Linked DNA regions of Mus musculus: region 2 is linked to region 1. A link is a loop called in an ENCODE intact Hi-C map of the cell type or tissue named here. Cell type or tissue: heart. All regions are shown on one strand.

Evidence for each region. A loop is a pair of places that touch in the nucleus more often than their neighbours do. Peaks named below come from ENCODE experiments on the same cell type or tissue, not always from the same donor. Only the 100,000 strongest peaks of a DNase experiment are listed, where the experiment ranks them.
Region 2: a loop joins it to region 1, with 8 times the contacts of the local background. A loop is called at or near these places in 37 of 42 quality-filtered maps.

Annotation. Positions count from the first base shown.
Region 1 is chr14:66,143,417-66,151,416 of GRCm38, reverse strand. Chrna2 (cholinergic receptor, nicotinic, alpha polypeptide 2 (neuronal)) reads right to left here. Exons shown (of 7, transcript NM_144803.2): 3 at 7,909-8,000; 4 at 7,452-7,496; 5 at 4,902-5,011; 6 at 1,598-2,630; 7 at 1-466. The coding sequence ends at 341. Among named protein-coding and RNA genes, the nearest start is that of Chrna2, 6.5 kb to the right of the region's middle. In heart, CTCF peaks have their summits at 547 and 3,679 (motif pointing right); DNase peaks (open chromatin) are centred at 3,706 and 5,326; H3K27ac peaks cover 250 bases; H3K27me3 peaks cover 840 bases.
Region 2 is chr14:65,979,295-65,987,294 of GRCm38, reverse strand. It overlaps Clu (clusterin), which reads right to left. Exons shown (of 9, transcript NM_013492.3): 7 at 7,415-7,644; 8 at 6,266-6,441; 9 at 5,747-5,987. The coding sequence ends at 5,978. Gulo (gulonolactone (L-) oxidase) reads left to right here. Exons shown (of 12, transcript NM_178747.3): 12 at 1-508. Among named protein-coding and RNA genes, the nearest start is that of Clu, 15 kb to the right of the region's middle. In heart, a CTCF peak has its summit at 4,969 (motif pointing left); no DNase peak of the experiment used is centred here.

The sequences.
Region 1 (8,000 bases):
TTTTGCCATAGACAACTCCTATATGCTCTTTCAGAACTATCTTGCTCTCCCCCCATATCACCACCATGTTGTCATCACCTACAGAGCAGCCTTCACCTCTTCTAGTTCCTCAGCATCCCTAAATAGTTGTCATGTTGAGTGGTCTCAGTGCTTGTCACCGCAATGGCACCATGAACTGTTGACAAGGAGGATATGAAGTCCAGGCTAGATCAGGGGCCTCGTAGAAACATCGCAGGCAGGTGGCATTAAGTCAAAAGAATATTCTAGAGATGGCTCCAGTCACAGAAGAGCAGAAGATGGTTGTCCAGGCCACCTTGGAGCCAACATGAGGGACATCAAGTCAGATCATTCCAGCCAGGAACGGAGGGAGGAAGAGCCCGATGGTCCCCAGGAAGCAGACGATAATGAACAGCCAGAGGAAGATCCGGTCTACCACCATGGCCACATACTTCCAATCTTCCTTCACCTGGAGTTAGAATTGGGCTTACAGTGACAAGAGCCAGGCTTTGAGAAGATGTCCCTCCCACATCCAGCCTCATGGAGGCAGTAGTCACCAGGCCACCGAAGGCTTGCAAAGCCAAGGTTATCCCACACATAGAGATGGGTGGAGAGAGAAACAGGCTTAGCTCAGGGCTGATACATCCCTGGGAATCCCATTTTATCTTTTCCCATTTCCACATACTGCTAGGCTCAGGAGTCCAGAGGGACATGAGGAGACACTAGGCACAGGCCATCAAAATCAGGAAATTTTAAATGTAGCTCATAGTAGTCCCCAATAATGTGCTGTCCCATGCTACTTCCCCACACACCTGAAGGGGACAGAAAGAGGCAGGTTGTAGCCCAGGGCAAGCCAGTGTGGAAGAGCTGGAGCTTTGTAGCTCTTCAGCTCACAGGCCAAGCCAGAGGATCTACATTCTTAGAAATTTCCAAATTAATGATCAATGTTCTTATCTACTCAATAAGATTGTCCCATAGTAACCTTTCACTCCTCCTTTGGTTGGTAAGGGGACAGCCAGGTTCTGAACACTAAGTACTTACTATATGCAGCCCTGGGGGAGGGGAGCCTACCCTGGTTCAGCTGAGAATCTGCAGGGTTTGAGAGTGACTAGGGAACGTCACAGACTGCCCAGAGCCCAGATGGAGGAGACCCTCTACCACAGGGTAGTGCAGCGGCCAGCCATGCACTGAGTGGATGCGTTTGTATTTGGTTTCTGTACCTTCTCAGAGCAGTCTATCTCCCTGCCCTGCCCCGCCCCACCCCGCCCCTCTCATAGAGGGACTGCCCAGACAAAGACAAAGCAGATGGAGACCAGCATCTGAGCTCCCCAATTTCCTCACTCTCCCCCACTTAGGTTGAAGAGAGGGGGATGGACCCTGTGGTATTCTGCCATCGGCCAGGAAGTAACCAGAGGACTTCTAGCTAGTGTTTCCCTTTCATGATCAAGTCCAGACTCTTTGGACATGACTGAGGGTGACTGGTCCTTACAAGAAGAAGGGAAAGGGTTGCCCAAGGGCATGCCCTGGGCTTGGATTTTTCCCTGCTAAGCTGGCAGAGTCACCCACGGGGTGGGGAGGGGCTTTCCTCATCCCAACTCACCGAAGAGTCAGCATCCTCAGACCTCAGGTGGTCAGCAATGTAGTGTACACCTTCTAGTGCTTTCTGTATTTGAGGTGACAGCAGGATCTCACTAGCCTGGGATGGAGTCTTGGCCTCAGGCCCCATGGCCCTCAGATGCAGGCTGCCATGGCCATAGAGGACACCCATGGAAGAGTCTGGGAGGCCTGCACACATACATATGTTTTCATCTTCTTCCTCCTCCTCCTCTTCCTCTGTCTCCTCCCTTTCTTCAGCATCCATGTTGGTCTCCAGCCAATGATAAGTGGGGCTGAGCTTCAGACCTGGAGAGCCATGGAGCTCCATGGGCGGCAGGGGCCGATTCATCATCAGCCACCGGGGCACCCGGCCTAGCAGGGCCACCCTCACCCAGTTGGGCATGTTGTGCGTGCTAGGGGAACGGTGGTGGACATTGAGCACGAAGACTGTGATCACAATAGAGAGGGTGACGAAGATCATGGTGAAGAGCAGGTACTCGCCGATGAGTGGGATGACCAGTGAGGTGGATGGGATAATTTCTGTGATGAGCAGCAGGAAGACAGTGAGGGAGAGCAGCACCGAGATGCACAGCGTGATCTTCTCTCCACACTCAGAGGGCAAGTAGAACACGAGCACGGTGAGGCAGGAGATGAGCAGGCACGGGATAATGAGGTTGATGGTGTAGAACAGCGGCAGCCGGCGGATAACGAAGTAGTAGGTGACGTCGGGGTAGATCTCCGCGCAGCAGTCGTACTTCTTGCTGTTATAGGTTCCGGTGGCGTTGATAATGGCCCACTCGCCGCTCTCCCAGTAGTCCTTCAGGTCCACCGTCCGCTCCATCTGCTCCAGGTCGATCTTGGCCTTGTCGTATGTCCAGGAGCCAAACTTCATCTTGCAGTTCTGCTGGTCGAAGGGGAAGAAAGTCACGTCGATGCTGCAGGAGCTCTTGTAGATGGCTGGGGGCACCCAGTGCACAGTGCCCGTGAAGAAGAGGTGGGCCTTGGTCATGTGGGTCACCGCAAACTCCCCGTCTGCACTGGGAAGAGGAGACAAGCTGGGATCCTGCATATCTGCCTCTTCCGTGAAGCAGGGCAACTGAGTAAACAAACTCACTATTGACTGGCTAAGTAGAGTCATCCAAGCAAGGGCAAGATAAATCTCTCCTACAGACAGACGTATCTGAGTTGCCTTTTCAAATACCAGTGTTTTAATTGCAGAAGTAAAAAATTTAAATAAACTAAAAAAAAAAAAAACCACGATTGCCATTTTGATGTCATAATTATATATCTGACTGTCATAAAGACTATTCCTTAATTTTTCATATTTCAAATCATGGGACATTTATAGTCTGATCCTGTTATTATCCATTTAGTATGTTGAAGTTTTTGTGGTTGTTTTATGAGACAGGGATCTTACTATGTGGCCCCAGCTGGCCCCCAACTTGCTGGCTGGATTTAAACTTGTGATCCTCCTGCCTCAGTATCTTGAGTTCTGGAATAACAGGTATTCTCCACCATACCTGACTAGAGTAAAGGTTTTTGAGTGTTTTGATCTCCCTCACGATTAAATGGGAACTCAGTTCCAGAGGAGGAGGATCCTAGATCTTGTACCCAGATCTTTTTCGTTCCTTTCCAGACGAGACTAACATTTTGGCTGGTGAGGAAACTCCCTGTACTCTGTGCATTTAGCACAGTATTTGGGGCCAGTTTCATCTACCAGGGCCTGTACCTGAGGGATGTGAGATGTGGTTCCTGCCCTTGGGGAACCACATGGAAATGAAATATAGTCACATGACATCACCATGCAACTGGGCATTTGGAATGCTTCTGAGATCAGGAGGGACTTCTGGCTGGGCTCAACAGGATTACTGTGAAAGCTTAATTAGTTCTTGACCTGGGAGGTGAGACAAGAGCATAAAAACAGGAAGCCTCACAAGAACAAGGAAGAAATCGGCAGGCAGGACTCCATAGGACTCTGGGTTTCCCTGGGTAGAAATAGTCTTTAAACTCCACCCCCAATTCCTACATTCAACCCAAACCGGTAGTGATAATTTCGGTCATTTCACATAACTACCACTAGATGGCAGCAGGCCCCCATTCGGGGGAAGAGGCCATGTGACTTCACTGACCCTTTGCCTATTAACCTGCAGGAGGGTGTCGTTCACACACCCCTTAAATGCAGCTGTTCTGACTAGCCTTTGTCCTACCAGAAGAACTTGATGCAATCAGGTATTAGCAACCAGCTGTCTTATTGACAATTTAAAAACTCAGATAAATCTGCTGCTGGGACTTTGTTCCTGATCTGTCAGAGAGAACCAGAAACTGGAAGGATCCTAGGTGCCACCTCAGGGCACAGAGATGGGGCCTGGGGAACTCGGGGCATATGACTCCTGCAGAAGCAAACAACAGGTGTTTAAGGCTTAGACCACCAGGGGGTGACTATGCTATCCAAAATTATGTCACATGCCAACCCCCCCCCCCCCACACACACCACCACCAAGAACCTTCCATGCCTATTCATATCTCAAGAAGGTAGCAGTGTCCCCCAGAGACCTGCTTTAGAAAATGTTAGCAAGAGACACTGCCATCATTTAAGTATTAACGTCTGGATTTCTCTGTGAAACCTTACCCAAGCCAAAAAGGAAAGAATAAGTTTTAGTTTCTTTTATGAGAAAGTGTGTGTGTGTGTGTGTGTGTGTGTGTGTGTGTGTGTGTGAGAGAGGGAGAGAGAGAGAGAGAGAGAGATGCCAGTGCACATGAGTATGTGTCTGTGTATATATATGCATGCATGTTTGTGTATGTGTGTATGTATGTATGTATGTATTAGAGAGAGAGTGTGTGCTGGCACACATGTGTGAATAAATGTGTGTATGTGTGTGGTGTGTGCACATGTGTGGGTAGTGCTTGTGCATATTTGAGTGTGTATAGGCCTAAGGCTGCCATCAAGTATCTTTCCTTGACCATGCTCCATCTTTACTTCTTGAGACAGGTCCTCAAGAATCGAAGGCTTGTCTGGCTAAACTGACTGGTCAGTGAACTTCTAGGATCTACCTGTCTCCCCTATCCCCAGTGCTAAAGTGCTCTCTCTCTCTCTCTCTCTCTCTCTCTCTCATACACACACACACTCACAGAAACAGACAGACAGACAGACAGACAGACAGACAGACAGAGCGAGCCAGAGTACCACTCCCAGCTTTTATGTGACCACTGAGGATTCAAACAGATTTTCTTGCTAGCCCAGCAAGAGCTCTTGCTCGCCTAGTTCTCTCCCCTCCCAGATGCACTTTAATTAGTAACTGGCTTCTTACTTGTTGTAGAGAACAATGTCTGGGATCCAGATCATCTCTGAGGGGACGCGGAGGGAGGTGATGTTGCCAAACTCAGCCGGGTCCCAGCGCAGCTTGTAGTCATTCCATTCCTGCTCAGGGGAGTGGTCACATCAGAGCACTGCCCCACCGGGACCTTTAGGTGATCTGAGGAGCTGTGGGACTGTAGCACCCCTGTGTCCCTCTCCTAGCCCCCACAGAATCCACAGAGTCTATGGCACGAGGAAAAGGCTGCTATGGGAATAGGGCAAACCATTTCTGATAAGCAGCCCATTTTGTTCCGACTCTGGTAGTGAAAATCCCAGGCAGCCAGTGCCAGCACACTTGGCCCTCTAGCTGTGCCTCTGGCCCTTGTTCTGATGCTCCCCACTTAGTGAATCTGTTATGCAGTCACTCCTTCTCCAGGCAGGGCTTGCCAGAGACAGCCAGGAGAGTTACCCATGACCTTCCAACTATGCTCTGGAGACCTCCTGATCCAGGGAGTCCCAGCAGGAAGAGGATGCTCTAGGTCCCAACTGTGTTCCACCAGAGCAGGTCCAAGTGCATTTTAAAACCAGATTTTGTTATTGTTTATTTGTTTGTTTCATGCACAAGCTGGCCTCCAACTTACTGTAAAGGTAAAAAACGACCTTAAACATTTGCTTCTTCTCAGCCCCTCTTCCCAGGCTCTGGATGGAGTTCATGAGCCCCATGCCCAGTGCCTGCGGTGTTGGGGAGTCAAACCCAGGCAAGCACTGTATGAAACGGAGCTTTACCCTTTAGTTCCCAATACCGAGCTCTTATTCCCTCTCTGGTATATCCTTTAGGATTTCAGGTTCATATATTTGGGGACACTTACATCAAATGGGGGCATCTGACGGCCATAGGTCTAAGACAGATGAGCCACCCCTTCACAGATGGGGAGAAAGGAGCTTCCAGAGGGTTAATAACTTCTCCAGCATTTCAGGCTAGTCCTGGGCAGCTGCAGAAGGCCTGGTTCCACCACTGTGCCCTTTCCTCTCCTCCTCCACAACCCTGGCATGAGTGACCAGGACAATCGTGGTGATCGAGGATCTAGGACCACACCACCCCCCATGACATGACTGCACACACCTTTTAAAGCTTCCCCCTCACTCTGGTTCCCATTGGTTCATCCATAGAGATGAGGCTCAGACCCTCCAATGACTCCAGAATAAGCAATAGCAGAAGCAATTGGCTCAGAGCAGCCCCTGACCCAAGTAGCTATCACGCATCCAGAACCCAGTGAGTCGGGGGTTGTGTGTAGAACCCCTACAGTGAGCAAGGAACCTATTTGAAAGACTCTGAAATGGCATTGCCTTGGTGGGTTTCTGCCTGCTGGCCTCTGAGTCAGGGCCAGTCAGGTACCCAAGGGGCCAGAGTAGAAAGCTGAGGGCAGGGGTTAGCTTTCCTTTCCCATGTCCCTTTGTCATCTCCACTTTAAGGCCTTGGGATTTTCTGGGATGACAGAATGAGCCTGCCCAACAGTGGCCCATCCCAGAACTCCACACACACTCTCCTTCCATGGAGAAATGGTATCTTTGTCTCTTCCCGACTCTAGATTCTTTACTGACTGTGCCTATAGAATGAAGTAAGATGGAGGCTAGATTGCTATAGATCCATAAGTGGCTTTCAGCTTCTACTTTCTGTCTCTTGTCACTCAGGGAGACTTGAAGACACCAAGTGAGAATCCATCAAATCAACTGCCAAAGAGACCCTAGTGAAGGAACCTGAGAGTGCGCATGGAGGACCCCAGCCTTTCAGAATCTTCCAGAGCTTTCCAAATATCCATGTAAAAGACAGACATGTAAGGCAGTGGCCCTCAACCTTCCTAATGCTGCAGTGCTTTAATACAGTTCCTCGTGCTGTGATGACCCCCGAGCAGAAAGCTATGTCATTGCTATTTCATAACTGTACTTTTGCTACTGTTATGAGAATAATGTAAATATTTTTGGAGATAGAGGTTTGCCAACAGGCTGTGACCCAGAGATTGAAAACTGCTGATGTAAGGGAAGCCATTTTAGACAGTAACACACTAACCACAGCTGGCCAGGTGCCGCCAAGTACCTTAGTCACCATTTGAAGCAGAGAAAGCCATCTGACCACCAGACCACAAATGTGTGATAAATGGGTCATTGCTTTATGCTTGTGAGCTCTGGGGTCATTTGCCAGGTAGCACAGACTCTAAGCCACTCCTAGGAGATGGACCTTGGAGCTGGGCATACCTGGGTACCCCCTTGTCCTATGATGAAGGGAGCCGATTCAGTGAGCTGTCTTGTAAACCTGGGACTATGAGATGCTTGTTCCTAGAAAGGCATCCCTTGGTGCTGTGGGTGAAAAGAACAGTTGAGTAAGAGACTGGCCAAACAAAAGCCAGCCCCCGGAGAGAGCAGCCTGCAGTACCACAGCTGCCTCACCTCTTAGGTGACTACTGATCATGACCCATGAATTTAGCATCTTGCCGATAGATAATGAGGGTCCTAGAAGGGTCTGGAGACTGCACAAGTCTGCCAATTCCTACTATGGAAGACTCACCTGCTTTAGCCAGACATTGGTGGTCATCATTTGATTCTTCTCATCCTGGGGTAGCAGAGATAGAAAGTAAAATAGTTGGGGTATCTGATGAACCATCCCAGAAGACAGAGTGTATAGGAGGCACTTTGAGGATCTACTCATAGGACACTCAAAGCCCAGCCACCCTTCCTGTCACCAGTACTCTGATTCCTCAGGGTCACCCAATCACAGAGGAGGGGAGTTGAACATGTGTTTTAGACAACCTATGCTCTTGGGGGCTCCAAGGAATGGGAACAAAGGGACCATGGCAACACAACAAGGTAGCTGCATGCTGTGTCCAGGGTGGGCTTTGAGGGCTGGTGGGAGAAGGGCTGAGCTGAATCCAAGGAGGACCAAGAGAGAGATCGTGTGGGCTGGGGGCGGGGGGGGGTGGGGTGGGCGCTGATTAAGGGAGTGCAGCATGAAAAGGCAGGCCCACCACATCTATGAGCTGTGCAATGGATAGTCCAAAGCGCACGATGACCACATCGGAAGTGTTGGGCACTGGCCGTGCCCAGCGATTGTAGCCTC
Region 2 (8,000 bases), 160 kb after region 1:
CCAGGCTAAGGATTTGGTCCTTCTAGGTTCTACTGGTCCACCAAGTATAGAGAGATCCCTGGGGCCTGCAGTTTTCCCTCCCTCTTCAGAAGGGATCTCTTGGCAACAGAGGTAGCATGAGGCATGCTCTGCTTACTTTTATCCTTAAAGGCCTTTCAGATGCCCAGAGTCTGTCTGTTGGTCCTGAGCAAGCCATCTTCCAGATGGGTCCACGTGGCCTTCTGACTGCCATGGCCTGGCCCTCACAGTGTCTCTTTCGGGTGGTGTTTAGAGTGGAATTTGCCTCGTCTTCTTAACCAGTTCCTGTTAGATCCCTGTGTTTTCTCCCTTCACCTCAGAGACAATTCTTTGGGCTGGGATCTCGCCGTGTCCCTGGGTTTCCCTGGGTCTTGGTTTCATCTTTCTCTTCACAGAGATGATTTCAGTTTATTTGTGGCCTTTCTGGAATGTTCCTTGGAGAGCCAATATGTTCCAGGTACTTTGTCAGAATTAAAAGACTCTGAAAGATATCTTTTTGCCCTTGAGGAATTCATATTTTAATTCTTTATCTCGTAGAGAGTTAAAATGCAAAATGTTCTTACCAACAGAATTGCCAGATCAGCAAAGGGGCAAAGGACTTGGATAGATATTTCTCTACAGCAGGTACACAAGGCCCACGGACACAGAAAAACATGTTCAATATCATTATACCCTAGGGAATGATCAGTGCATCCGTGATCAGTATCATTGCACTGATCATTAGAAAAGTGCAAATGAAGCCACAATGACACATTAGTATCAACAATAACAAATATTTAAGGGCAGAAGCTTACTTAAAATATGATGAGTTTTGAAATTAGTCTTATAACTTGATTGCCTATTTCTCATGTGTGTGAATGCCACGTTGACAAGCCAAAAGTTTGAACATGCCCACTGGGAGAAGCTTTGGGGCCGCAAGAGTCCACACTAACTCCAGCCAGAGTCTGCAGCCTTTGGGCTGCCTGGCAGACTGGGGCCTATGAAATCATAGGTACCTGAGCCCAACATGAATCTCTCGTTATAGATGTATTCATTGGTTGCTTTTCTTTGGGCCACTCTGAAATGGATTGGTGCTGCTAACAAGAGTAAATGTGGGCCTGGAGAGGGCTCAGAGCGTAAGACCATGCCTGGCTCTTGTAGAGGACCCGTGTTTGATTCCCAGCACAGGATCAGAAGAAGGCTTACAGCTACTGAAGCTCCTAGCTCTCTCTTCTAGGCTCTGAGTGTCTTGGGTGGAGGAAAATAATAGCAAACTAAACCCCAAGGTATTGGAAATCTCCAGTTTCCAAATCAACCCACCCCTGCCCTTCCACAAAAGAAGAAACCGAAGCTCAGAGAAGTAAAGAGACTTATCAATATCTCAAAGCAAGCTACAAAAGGCGATGTCTTTAAGCTCTTCAACCAAAGGTAGGGGAGTTTGAGACAGGCTGCATAGGCATGTGGAGAAAGGCCGACTACTTGTTGCTTAAAGAGAAGGTAAAGCCCAGAGCTGTCTGCTATCAGGATGCTGTGAAGAACACGGCCACCCAAGCCCCGCTGGGACCAACATGGCTGACTACATATGCCTACTGACATCCTTGGCTTCTCTGTAATGGCCCCATCCACCACTGGGCTTGTAAGACTGCTTTTCCCATTATTCCTCTGATGCCACGACACATCTGGAAAGCCCCGTAGAAGGACAACAAGAGGTGAACCCTGTTCTGGGGAAATCCACACTTGTTACCTCCCACCCGGTTTTAACTCACAAATAACCCCCATCCCATTAAGTTTGCTCATTAAGGGGACTATCCAGAATCCCCATGACTCCACTCTTGAAAAGCCCTCATTTCCTCAAATGTCCTTCTGTCCTTTCCTTGGCTGTGTGTCTCTCCATGCCCATGCTTAAACAAGCATGGATTGTCTTCTTTTTAATGGATTTTTATTTATTTACATCCCAAGTGTTGCAATCCCCTTCCTGCCCGCCCTGCTCCCCTTAACAAGTCCCAGACTTCCCTTCTGTATTTACTGAACTCCAACTTTACTCGTACCGGCTCATCCTAAAGATGGTATTTTTACCCCAGCAGTAGGCCAGGAAGAGCATCTGCTACTGCTGGAGACAGGGGCTCCTTCCACAGTGTATACTTTAGATAGTTTACATCTCCATGCTTAAAGTCCATGAACTGAGCATTCTATTGCAGACAGACAGGCAGGCAGGCAGGGACTTGGTCCAATGACAGATCTGAAACCCCCGTGTGCCTTCATTCTTCAATTCCTAGATTGCTTGGCTAGCCCAGTGTTGTGGAAACACACATTCTAATGGCTAGGGCACCTGTGCATCCTTAGGAGTTCCAATGGGTGTGATTCATTCTCTCTCTGAGCTGGTGTCTTGACAACTGAACAACTGACAACTGAGCAGGTGACTGCATCCTACAGGAGCCTCAGAGCTCACCTGGCCCCTCTTTTTCTCGTCTGCATACCTGAGGAGTATGGCACCCATCCTGCCGACTCTCATGTGCCACCCTTGTGACCCTGAGTGATGTGTGCTGAGCCCCCCCCCCCGATTTCTCTCCTGTTAGTTCTGTCCCATGTTCCCGAATTGGCTGAGCTCCATCTTGTCAGCAGCTTCCCAGTCAGCTGAAGCCAAAGCCTGCGGAGCCAGCTCTTCTGTCCCCTGGTGGCAAACACTAGCTTCCTCTCTGGCTGTGGAAACTCATGGGTATTGAGGTGTGTCTCTGTCTGCCAAGCCTGGACTCTAAGAAAGTGGACAGTGATCATCAGAACATGCAAGGATTGAAAATCGAGTTAACAGATGGATGCCAGTGTGTGCTGTGCCTTGGATGGGGCGGGGTGGGAGGTACAGCATCAGTCCTCCAGGCTGAATCTGGGTGAGAGGCGACCAACTCCACTTCTCTCCAGATGCCCACTGCTCCCCATACTCCTCAGGTATGCAGACGAGAAAAGGAGGGGCCAGGTGAGCTCTGAGGCTCCAGTGGGATGCAGTCACCTGCTCATCACTCTGAGGTTCTTGCCAAACCGGAATACAGGAGACACTTAGAGGCTGATGACAAATGGTCCTTGTGCCCCGGAGTCTCTGGCTCTAGATAGGACAAACTTAGACAAGTTGACCAGGCCACCTGTGTGGTGGCCCAAATGTGCATGTCCCCACAGGCTCACATGCCTGACCATTTGATCTCCAAGTGGTGGAGATGTTTGAGAGAGGTTATAGAACTATCAGGAGATGAAGCCCTCTGGGTTGTGTCTGTACTACCAGCCAGAATAAGCACTTTCTCTCATCAGTTGCTTTTATTGGGGTCTTTTTGTCCCAGCAATAGGAAGTAAGCAAAACTAGAGAATGGATAAACTGTCACCTGAGAGGCTTCACTACGACATTGTATGTGATCTGCCAGGAAGGCAGATGGGTAGAGGTGACTGGCGAAAGTCACTGAAATTCACTAACAGAGGGAAAGAACACAGAGCTCAGGGGACGGGATCTCTCTAGGCATCCCATGGTAGCCTCTATGGTAGCCTCTTGCAGATCTCTGGACTGAGTCTCAAGCTGTCTCCAGGAGGGAGACAAGCTGTACACAGGAGAAAATCTAAACCTAATGTGTGTGCCTGCCATGGCTCAAACAAACAAACAAAAAACGAAAACCTGACCATGAATGTCTCAGAGAAGAGAGCAAACACTGAGCTCCACATACCATGGCTGGCTTCAGATTTACAAGTGAGGTCCTCTGGTCCTTGTAAGCTCCCTGCCTGTGGTTTTGCCTAAGACAGATTCTATCATAAGAATGGGAGATTGGGAGCCAGAAATATAATTCCAAAGAGCCTAATCACATAAGCCAAGGGGGTCTTAGAATGGGAATCCACAAAGAGGTGTAACGTGACCACGCAATGGGGAACAGAGGTCACTAAAACCTGATGATGTCAGCTTTGCCTTGATGTCTTCTCTATGAGACAGGGCCTTTCAAAGACTAAGAAAAGCCCAGACATTTCCAGAAAATTCCAAAAAGGAGTCACCCATGTGGTTGTTGTTTTCGTGTTCTTGACATATGTTTATAGATATGTTTATAGATATTACATAGCCAGAGAAAGGCAGTAGCAAGTTATGTTGAAGGCCTTCAAGTTTCAAAGAACTAACTCCTTCTATCTTTAGTGCCTGTTGTTTGCTGTGGCCTTACACATACGACATCATCCACAAAGATTGTGAACCTTGTGAACGTGAGCTGGGAAAAGTGGTCCTTCCTTCACCCCCGACCTGTGATTTGCCCTAGGATACCCAGAAAGATAAAGGTGGAGTCACAGAGGTGCCTGGTACCAACTAACAACCATCTTTGTTCTCTTGAGTGCCTGTACAAGCGAGGGCAGTTCAGATCAGGGTGTCCCAATCCACAGCAACTCCATTCCAAGCCTAGACGAGTCCTCCTCTGCTTCCACTTGGCTCAGAGACAGACAGAGCTTCTGCTGGACTGCAAGTCACTGAGCCTGGGCAAGAACTGTGCAAACACTGATGCTGCCTGGCCGTCATGGAGTAATGGCGTAGTCAGTGTGGCACACCACAATAGGGATATTAGCATCAGAGGTGAAACTGGAAACAGCCCAGAGGCAAACAGCTCGTTCTGAACCTCGTGAGCTTTCTCGTCACAGTGTAACAACATTTGTTATCTCGCAGACTGGCTCCATGCTCACTGGTCCTACACTGTCTCTTCATTTTCCTTGTGCATACTCAATTGACCAAGCTCCTCTAGAAAACACCAGGAAAGACTAGGTCTGGAGAGGACACTGCGCTAGAAGCCTTGGTAGCTATAAGGCCACAGTGAATTCCTTGGGTTTCTTCATCTGATATTTACTAGCTTCAGAACTAATAACTAAATGCCCTCTGTCATTCACTATGGCTTCTCTCAACTTCTGCAGATAACACACTAGATGTGCGCCATAGGGATGTAGACTATGGCTGGACAGCGTCACCTGCTGGCAGCACCTGGTACTGCAGCTAACTTAACAGTTCAGGGTGAGCAGTGAACTAAAAAGCAGTGAACTAAAAACCATGAAAGCAGAGAGATAAACAACCAATAAAGGGGTATAGACTGTATGGAAGGACGGTGATGTGAGATGCCATGATTCAGAAGGTGCCCCAGGTTTCCGAGTTCTTACAAATAAAATCTTCATGTGGCTTCCTGCTGATCAGTTTCCTCAGGGAATTGTCAGTTACACAGTAAAACACCCACTTGTCCCACTAGCAGCCTCCTTTGCCTCGATGTCAGTGCCTCCTCTGGGAGACCGCTCCACCTTGTCAGAACTCACAGACAGTGTTGTAACGGGAAGGGAAAGTCTCTGACTTCAGGAATTCACCTCCGTGGCTCATTGGAACATACCTCTCTCAAAGCTGAAGGTGCCCCAATTGTCATGAGTACTCTACAGTGTATGGAGACCCCTATATAGTCTCAGCTGTTCATTTTTATATGCATGACCTCGTGTCGCTCTTTGGTCTCTTTCTACCCATGTGTTCTGAGACAAGATCTCTCACTGGAACCTGAGGCTCACCGAACACCAGCAAGTTCCTCTTTCCTCTGTTCTGATAGCGCCGAGGTTAAATTACAAGAGGGTGCCACCATGCCTGACTTTTCCAAACTCATGTTCGTGTGGCAAGTGCTTTAGCAACTGACCCGGCTATTATCCTTGTTTCCCCTCCATACCAAACCAAGATGTGCAGCCTGCAGGAGGATTAAATAAAAAACAGACCCAAGGGACACGTATCGCAAGGCGGCTTTTATTGGATTAGTTGCGTGGGGGAATCAGTTCTTCCCGAGAGCAGCAAGTGCAGGCATTAGTGTACAGAATCCAGAGGAAGGGCAGGCTGCTTGGGTGAGGCCTACTCGCCTGGAGACATGTGGAGTTCTCTAGGGGTCTGCAGCCACCTCGGGGAGCTGGGAGATTCCCTCCCAGACACTCCTACATATAGGAAGGTGATGCTTCTATCTCATTCCGCACTTGAAAAAAAAAAAGAGGAGAGTGGATAAGAGAATCAGTATCCCCCAAGAAGCAGCCGCCAACACCCACATCCTTAACCATCAAGGAAAAACATTTCCCAGAGCAAAGAAAGTAAAATCCCCGGGGTTTTCCTAGCTTCCCCGTGGGCTCTGGCCTCAGGGATAGGCCACGTGCCCAGAATGCATAGTCTGTTCCTTGTCTGGACTCCTGAGGACTTTCCAGGCCTCCAGGGTCTTGTTTACCAGTCCCTGGGGTCACAGAAAGGCTGCCCGCTTACCGGCTTTTCCTGCGGTATTCCTGTAGCGCCTTCTCCGCCACTGTGTCCATAAACTTAGGGTTATCCTTAGAGACTTCTTCTGGTAACACCACTGTGATGGGGTCAGAGTCAAACAGCTTCACCACCACCTCAGTGACACGGGAGGGGACCTCTGAGTCAGAGGAATGGGTGGTCACCTAGAGGAAGGCAGGAGAAGTGTCTCTACGGGATGGCTGCAGAGTGCACCCTTCTCTGTCAAAGGATATGGAACTGCCCTTTGCCCCCTTCAGCCAGATATGGATCTGCGGGTTATCTGTCATTTCTGGATGCCTAGAGAATTCCGAGCAAAACTATCTCGGTTTTTTTGTTTGTGTGTTTGTTTGCTTGCTTGCTTCTTTGTTTGTTTTTTCGAGACAGGGTTTCTCTGTATAGCCCTGGCTATCCTGGAACTCACTCTGTAGACCAGGCTGGCCTCGAACTCAGAAATCCACCTGCCTCTGCCTCCCGAGTGCTGGGATTAAAGGCGTGCGCCACCACGCCTTTAATGTTACTTAAAAATGACTAGCCAAGTAGGCACTCCAGAAACTTGAAATGATTTTTGAATGTTTTCTTCTTGTTGTGTTCTCTTGTTTTGCTTTGTTTGAGAGAGGCTGTCACTATATAGTCCAGCCCAGGCTCAAGCTCTCTACTCTCCTGCCTCAGTTTCTTCAGTGCTGGCTTACAGGCACGCACCACAACACCTGGCCCCAACATTTGCTTTGTACAAATGTTAGCCAGTCTGTGGTCAAAGGGGGTAGGGGTGGGGTCCACAAACTAAAGGAAACCGAGTTCTCACTGGCTAACAGTGAACCAATTCATGTGGCACTCAGAGTGGCCCTGGGCAGGAAGCAGCTTTACAGCCAGGCTGACAGGCTGACCCAGGGAAGTTGCCCAAAACTGTCTGTTCTTAGCAAACCACAGAACCTCTCTCTTTCCTCATCTTGACAATGAGACTTGGATATTTGACGGGGCAAAGGCATTTCAATGCTACAACGTGCATACGGTTTTCCTAGTCCCTGCTGGTGTAAATCCTAGGTGGGACCTTTGTCCCACCACATCTCTAAGAGACACACATCACCTCTGGATCACACCCGGGTCTCAGCCTCATCAAATGACTGGGATACAACTCACGGTGGAGACCCGAAGGTAGTACTTGTCTTCGCCCTGTGTGAGGTTAGCCAGCTGGGACACCCAGTTGAACTGGTCGTTCAGCTGCTCCAGCAGGGATGAGGTGTTGAGCATCTTCGACTGGAAGGACTGCAGCAGCTCCTTGTACTGCTCTGTCAGCCTCTCGGCCACCTGGAGCGAGTCGTTCAGCTCCTGGCGCAGGTTAGCCTGGGCAGGATTGTTGGTTGAACAGTCTGCCCAGAGAAGAAAGAAGCAGAAGGCAGAAGCATGAAAGGGAGGGTAAAGGGGACGGACACGCCCCTGGGAACCAGCTGCAGCAGCCACAATCTGAAGCAGAGGAACTCTTCCAGGGAGGGCTACAGATCAGCTCTTACAGTTCCCCGGACACGGAAACCAAGGTGCTGCCCCCTTCGTGCTTTGGGATACAATGGCTTAGCTGTGCTAAACTGTGTCAGAGCAGCGTGGCTGAGTCTTCTTTGGGCGGTAGACATGACCAGTCTTGGTGACCTGTCACAATGCTGCTGACGGTGCTCTGGGGAGCACCTATGCTGACTACCCCATGTTCCTGGACTTACTCTTGCTCCCTGAG